Regions from separate parts of the Mus musculus genome. Here region 1 is linked to region 2. The links are chromatin contacts, found by Hi-C or POLR2A ChIA-PET in ENCODE. All regions are on one chromosome and are shown on one strand. The core of a region is the stretch at or near the end of the contact, and the rest is flanking DNA. Distances in the headings are between cores, read along the strand shown.

Region 1 (3,523 bases), core at 871-3,370, 350 kb before region 2:
GTTTATGGGCATTTTGCCCACATGTGTGTCTGTGGAGGCCAGAAAGGGCTATTGGATCCCCCTGGAACTGGAGTTAGTTATAAGCTACCACATGAGTGCTGAGAATGGAGCTGGTGTCCTCTGAAAGAAGAGTCAGAACTGTCCATTGTTGAGCCATCTCTCTAGTCCCACCTGTATCTTTTATATTTCTAAGTAATTATTTTCTCACTATATAACCCTGGCTAGCCTAGAACTTACTATTCAAACCAGGCTGGCCTCAAACTTATAGAAATTCACTGCCTCTGTTTTCTAAGTGCTAGATTAAAGGTGTTTGCTACCATGCCTGCCCTATGTTAGTTTTAAAAATGTTCTTATTACGTTTATCCACTGATGTGTTGGCGTGTTTGCATCCATGCGCATTCATGAGCTTGCTTTTGCCCCAGTCCACCTGCTGAGGTTAAAGGATAACTTGCAAGAGTGGATCCCTGGAATTAACTCAGGTCATCAGGTTTGACAACAGTGCCTTTCCCCCACTGACTCATTCACTAGTTCTTTGGGGGTTGTTTTAAGACAGAGTGTCACAGGGCTAGTCCAGGCTGACCTGGACTTACTGTATAGCTAAAGGTGACATTGAACTTCTGATCCTCCTGCCCTTACATCTGTGGAGTGTTTCAGTGAGTGTTAGTTAGCTATCATGTTTCATTTTGAAGAAACCATGACTTTAAAAAATATTTTCCTGTAGTCATTCCTCAGCAGGTAAGCATTGTAAGTAAGCATCAAATTAGCACATTCAGGGGTTGCACTGTATTAGAATTCTTGATTTTAAAAACTGCTTCAGTTAATCTGCTCACAAAAATCTGTTAAATCATTTTTGGCTTGGGATTAGGGCAGAATCTCTAATAATTTCTGAAATGTTCATAAACTTACTAATATTGTTTTGTACAAGGTATTTGTGAAACGGTGTTCTCAGCATTGACAATTATAAAATTTAAAACGTTGGGAAACTTTATGTTTTATATCCTTTGGTATCAAATATTTAGCTGATTTCTTTATATTAAGAGTGGCAGCCGGGCAGTGGTGTCGCATGCCTTTAATCCCAGCATTTGGGAGGCAGAGGCAGGCGTTTTTCTGAGTTCAAGACCAGTCTAGTCTACTGAGTGAGTTCCAGGACAGCCAGCGAAAAAACCAAAAATAAAATAATAAATTAATAGAGTGGCAAACACATCCATCTCATTAATATGCAAATTTGCTTTAATAGTTAATATAGGAAAGCTACAAATACATAGCAAAAATGCTTTTAAATAAATTTATTATCATTAAATATGTCTTGTATTCCTGTTATAGTTACATACCTGGAGTTGTGTAAAAGTTTGTGAAGAAATCAACAAATGGAGGTTTAAGTCCTGAATTAGGGGAAAGGTTAGGTACTCTTGGAAGTATACAAAAGCAATAAACTCGGAGGCTGGGAATGTGGCTCAGCTGGTCGAGTGCTTCTTTTAGCATGCACGAGGCCCTGAGTTCCAGCCCCCAGCACTTTATAAAACTTGGGACGGTAGTTTATTCCAGCACTTCAGGAGGTGGAAGCAGTCGGTGCAGAAACTGAAGGTCATTGGGCAATTCGCAGTTTTTGAGGCAAGTCTGTATTACAAGACGTCCTGTCTTAAAAGGGGGTGGGGTGGGCCAAAGAGGCGTGTCCCCCATCCCTTCTTTCTCTTTCTTCCACTATAAAGGACCCACGTCAGCAAAACAAGCCTGTCTTTGAAGCTTCCAGTCTGAGGAGAGGTTAGTTAGAACTGTGGCTGGGTTGGAAAACTGCAGTTGGCCAACCAGCCAATTACGTTAAGAGAAGCTCCGGGATGCCCGGGTAGTGCTGGGATGGTGGCTAACGTTTCGTGGCCAGCCGGAACCGAATCTCACACAAAGTCCCACAAAGACTCAGTAAATGAACCTCGCCATGCCGGGTTCTCCCTCTCCCCGGGAACGATGCCTGTTCTGGACACAGCTCAGACAGGCCCCGGTTGGCTTTCAGAAAGCGACCTCGGCTCACGCTGGCGAGCATCAGTGCGAGGAGCGAGCATCGCCGGAGCCCCGCCCACCCTGGGGTCCTCCGGGAGACCGCGCAAGCGCGGTTGGGCGGGACTCGGGGGCGGGGATTGAGGGGAGTGGGGTCCACGTCCAGCGGCGTAGACAAAGACGGGCGGGCGTACGCACGCTCTTACGTACGCCTGGGCCGGCGGCGGGCAGGGCAGGGCGGGAGCGGCAGTCACCGAGGACTGGAGCCGAGCCTCACGGCCGGTGAGTTGGATGGACCTGGTCCTACCGGACGCCCCCGGCCCCGGGCGGGACGCGGGGTCGGCAGCCGCGGGCCGGGGTCCCGCCGGTGGGGCAGCCGCTGCCGGGCGGTCCGAGCTCCTTCACGCCCGCTTGCCCCACTCCTGTCCTTCGCCAGCCCCGCTCCTCTCCTCCCGGGCTAGCCCCGCTGTCCTCTTGCCGCCTCATCTCCTCTCCAGTCGCCCGGCTCCTTGCCGCTCGGCTCCTTGGCTCAGCCAGCCCCGCTGTCCTCATCCGGCCCTTTCTTTCCCTTCCCTCCTCTCCTCGGCCGCCCCGCTCCTCTCTCCCCGACCGGTTTCTCTCCTCCTCAACCGACCACGCTCCTCTCCGCAGGCCGCTCGCCGCCTCGGCCTGGTGTGGCCCGGAGCTGAGGAACGTGGCTGAGAACCCGGCGTTAGATCACGTGGAAACGGGTTTCCCCCCCAGAATCCGTCCTTTATCCCGTGCTGTGCTCACACTGTCTTCTTTTTCGGGTCTGCCCCCTCTCCCCCTTCCCGCATTGGAGAGTCCCAGTGTCCAGGTTTGCCCCCGGATAGGGGCAGCCCTGCTTGATGCTACATGACTTTCCTGAGCCACTAACTAGAACTGCCACTATTCCAGCCTTCTTCACACCCCAGACTCCCTTTCGCCTTGGTTCCATGCCCTCAGTGGTAGTAGCATCCTACCTGGAAGTTTGACTTATTTATTCACTTTCCATCTTACTTGGATATTACATTGGTGACTCACAGGTTGTAGAATAATCTATGTGAAATTGTCAGGCTTCGCGGACGTTAAGTTCCATCCCATACCCATCTCTTGCGTATTACCGGTAGATAGCCTTTGAAGAACTTTGGTTTCGCTCGTTTTCCTTAATTTGAGCAGAACTTTTAAGAGTCTCTGCAGAGTTAGCGTGTCTTCGAGATTGTATCGCAACCCCGTAAAGACAGGCATAAAAATCACTGCGACCAAAGACTATGGTCAAAACTGTAATCCTGCCTGCTAAATTATCCTTCCTCTTTCTGAGAGTAATTTTTCAGACCTATAATTTGGAGAATTTCAAATATGCAAAACCAGGAACGTATGCTCATTATTATATATGCTCAGTGACATCTGGGGTTAATCATGCAATATCTGCATCTTCATTTATTTTACTTCTTCTGTCTCAGGAAGAAACAAAAATTTAGCACTGGAGCGCGCGCCGTGTGTGTGTGTGTGTGTGTGTGTGTGTGTGTGT
Region 2 (3,892 bases), core at 1,383-3,882:
GAGTCGTTATCCCTTATCCTGATGCTGAGTAAGTCTTACACCATGGAAAACAGGATTCTCGGAGGATGGGAACCAGTTAACCATAGCATACAAGATTTCTGGCCTGAGTCTTCCCTCCTTTCACAAAATAGATTTACAGCCTACTTTTACCTCAGAAATCAAAACGCCTGGTTTTTCTGTCGTATCTTCAAAATCCTCACTATCACAACGCATTGGTGTCTACTCCACACACACTCCTGGGTTCCACACATCTCATTCCCGGCTTCAAGCAGAAAGTGAGTATCTTAAGCCTGAGAAGAAATTAAAATAATGTCAGTTTTCTATCAAGGCCTGCTCTGTGAATAAGTTATCAAATGAAACCTCCTAGTCGCGTCTTAAAGCAGTGTGTTTAACAACACTCTCAAGAGCTTAAATACAGCACTATCAATACAGTCAACTGGAAACCACGGGAATAAAAACAGAAGGAGAAGAAGCTGAGTAGTTAAAGTAAAATGAGGAACTAAAGATGTCTACAAACGACCTCAGCCGTAACTAACCGGAGGAGTGCTAGTTAGTCCTCCGCAATCTGTGCTCACCAGTCTAGGGGGTCAACTCGTCCTCCACATTGTCCCCAAGAAACTATTCAGCACTTCAACAAGTATCTGGATTAGTAGGAAGAATCCTGCAACAAAAGCAAAAGTGGATCAGCTTTCAAAATTCCAGTGGATAGGAAACAGACAGTAAGCTCTGCAGAAACCACTAACAGCAATCTGATCAGTTCCTACACGAAAGAAAATAAACCTGCTTCACACACCACAATACGGAGAGTAATGCAAACGAAAACAGCTTAGTGTCAAAGTGTGTAAGGAATTTCATTCAAACTTTCACCAATACCCATACACTGAAGGAAATGACAACTGTCAAACATAATCTACAGATAAACTAGAAATAAGAAAGGCCTAGAATCATTTGGATCAAATGCAGATACATGTAAAATCGTACAATACAGAAAACAAGTAACTGCCTATGATCTGATAAAAATGTAAATTTGAGATTGCTATCTCAGAATGTACATTAGTCAATAAAACAAAAACAAATATACTACTACCTCTGAACTTGTTCCTCCAAAACTAAGTGTAACTTTGAACTTCTCATGTTTTGGAGCACGTGTACAATATAAACACAGCAAAAAAGGGGCGGGGGCACCCCTTCAGCAACTATTCCCAACAGTGTGCAGGCAAACGGGAGACTAATACATGAGGAATGAAATAGTACTAGTAAGAAAAAAAGCATTAGCACCCGGGGCCAAAATGTATTTCAAAATTAGCTAACTAAAAGAAGTACCCCCCTCCCCAGGAGGGGTGCTTCATATTAGTGGAGGTTTTACGAGGACAAACATCAGAATTATTACCCAAGGGATGTTTCTGATATAGACACTAACTTTAAAGTAACCAGGACTAAGACCTAAGAAGGTGGGAACACCCTATGTGGCTGAGTTTTCAGGTGAAAAAGAATGAATGACAGTCACACATTGTCTTTCCGGCCGGAAGTTTCCCCAATCTGCGAGTCTGCACAAACCAACGCTCTGAAGATCTGAACCCTAACTCTCAGAAAGTACACTCGCGAGCTAGAAAGAAAGACCAGCCGGGCTCGCAAAGCCCTTCCCGCTCTCTCTCCCAACCCAAAACACATCTGCGCGCGCCCTCGATTTAAAGCCCAAGGAACTTTAAAAAAAACTTGAAGCGGCAGAGCCCCGCAGTTTGCCAGCGGACCGCTTCGCCGGTCCCATTCTATGGAAACACAGCCCGGAGAGTAAGTTAACAATGAAATCACGTGGAGTTAGGAGCATAGTAAGCTCTAGCCCCAGCTCCTCCGAGCTCTTCGCTCCAAGGGGTCGGCTCAGAAGAGCAGCAAGGGGGACACCGGCTGTGACGGAGCCTGACAGGTAGGGCAGGTCCGGCCCAAAGTCGCGGAGCTCTTGACAGGCAAGCCCGCCGCCACCCGTCCCGGCTAGGGGCTGACAGTCCGACAGACACAACACCACACGTGCTGCCTGCTCCAGACCACTGCACCCACCAGGCTGTCACCCTGCACCGCTCAACCCCGCTCGGATCTCCGCGCACTCCGCACAGCCCGGAGTGCGCGCCCGCCCGGCGCCGGGAGCGGCGGGAGCGGCGGGCGGGCGGGCGGACGGACGGCGGGCGCGCCCCCGAGGGAGAGCGGGCGAGCCCGCACAGCAGCCCCAGGCTCCGCGGCCTGGCTGCTCGGCGCCAGGGAGCCCCGGCTCCCGGAGTGGGCCGCCGGCGGAGCTAGGGCGGCGGCGGCGGCGGGCCCGTCGGCGCGAGCCCGGAGGGCGGGCGCGGGCCGGGCCGCGGAGTCGGACGCGAGGGGGCGGCCGCGGCGCCCAGCCCGAGGCCTGGCGCAGAGCAGCGGGGAGGCGGCGCAGGCCGCGGCGGGGCCTGCAAGCGGCCCGCCGTCCCCGCGAGGCGCCGAAGCAGACTCCGGGGCGGCCTAGCCTCGGGCTCGGCAGCTGGGAGCGACCGGGGGCGGCCCCTCGGCTCCTTACCTGGGGGGAAGACAGCCGGGATCCCGGGGGCCCGGGCCGGACCGCGGAGATGCCCCAAACTGACACGGCCGCCATCTTGGAGACAGTGAGCTCCGACTGGGGGGAGGGGAGGCCAAGCGGCGGAACAGCCGCGGGGGGAGGGGAGCGTCGCGAGGGAACGGCTGCCTGGGGAGGGAGCGGGAACAGCCTGCGCGGGCGGGCGGGAGGGAGGGAGCGGAGGAGCGCGGGAGGGGGGCGGCCGGTAGCTGGAAGAGCCGGCTCGTCGCCGGGAAGGGCCGGAGGGCGGGGCCACGGGGGGCGGGGTGGAGGGAGCCGCTGGGCGGGTCACGTGGGGCGGGTACAAAAGGCCGAAGCCCGGGTGGAAGCGGGAGTTGGCCGGGCTGGAGGCCAACAGCTGGGGGCGTCCCCTCCTCCTTTCTCACGCGCAGCGATCGGGCAGAATGGCGAGGCCACAGGCGGAAGGTGCACCCGGATTATACAGCCCGGGAAACTTGGAGCGGGCGGGCGGGCGGGCGGGCGGGCGGGCGGGCGCTTGGGTGGGGCGGCTTCGGCGCGACGCCGAAACCTCGGAGCTAGGAAGCTCGGAGCTCCCGGCGCGCGGCGTCCGCCCGGGTTCCCAGGCCCTTGTTAGCGCCCGGGGGCGTGCACCCGCGGCTGCCTTGCAGGGTCGGGGACACACACACACACACACACACACAGTGGCTTCGGGAGCTCCGTGGCTGGGCGGGGGAACGCGGGTGGCAGGAGTTCCTTCTTTTGCCTTCGCCTTTCTGCTCACTCTGCACTCCAGCTGCTCATCCCCCCGTGGTTCAAAGAATAGTCTGGCTAGAAAGGGGAGAGGGCACGAAGTTGGACACTCCTTGTCAGCCAACAAGATGCCCACCTAGGGCACTTGACTGACCCCCCTGCCCGCAAGTCACTAAACCTTGGAAACATGTTTATAAGAAACACCACCCACCGAGCTCGGTTTCTAGGACTTGGACAAGGTCACACAGCTATTATGGCACGGTTGCTTGTGGAACCTGGGTCTTTCTCTTCTTTTCCTACCCTGTGCAGTTTGATGGCTGAACCGCAGAGACTCTTGGCTAGGGCAAGCCTCTCCGCTACTGGCTACCTGTTTCTTTGTCTTTGGTCCACTAGAAACTCTTGAGATTGAGTCCCACACACACATACCCCTTCCCTGGAAAGACGTTAAAGCTCAACAGCTTGAGACTTGTATTGCTGCTACCCTTGCACTTGGTTTATGTCCCCTTCCTAGACTGTTAACCCCCCGCCACCTCATTTTATCATAGCTTTACCAAAAAGGAAAAAAACACCTGCTAGTCGCTGCCATAACTTTGATATTAC

The links. A loop is a pair of places that touch in the nucleus more often than their neighbours do. ChIA-PET counts read pairs that join two places held with the same protein, here RNA polymerase II (POLR2A).
Region 1: a loop to region 2 is called in a map of regulatory T cell, with 3 times the contacts of the local background. The contact joins the promoter of Gpat4 here to the promoter of Kat6a in region 2. A Hi-C loop is called at or near these places in 1 of 37 maps with a recorded cell type or tissue (regulatory T cell). POLR2A ChIA-PET finds 5 or more read pairs at or near these places in 1 of 5 experiments (embryonic stem cell).

What each region holds. Positions count from the first base shown.
Region 1 is chr8:23,207,050-23,210,572 of GRCm38, reverse strand. Gpat4 (glycerol-3-phosphate acyltransferase 4) reads left to right here and starts at 2,120. Exons shown (of 13, transcript NM_018743.4): 1 at 2,120-2,274.
Region 2 is chr8:22,858,286-22,862,177 of GRCm38, reverse strand. It overlaps Kat6a (K(lysine) acetyltransferase 6A), which reads right to left and starts at 2,632. Exons shown (of 18, transcript NM_001081149.2): 1 at 2,546-2,632; 2 at 576-661; 3 at 1-290. It overlaps Gm46036 (a long non-coding RNA gene), which reads left to right and starts at 1,739. Exons shown (of 3, transcript XR_001778526.2): 1 at 1,739-1,924.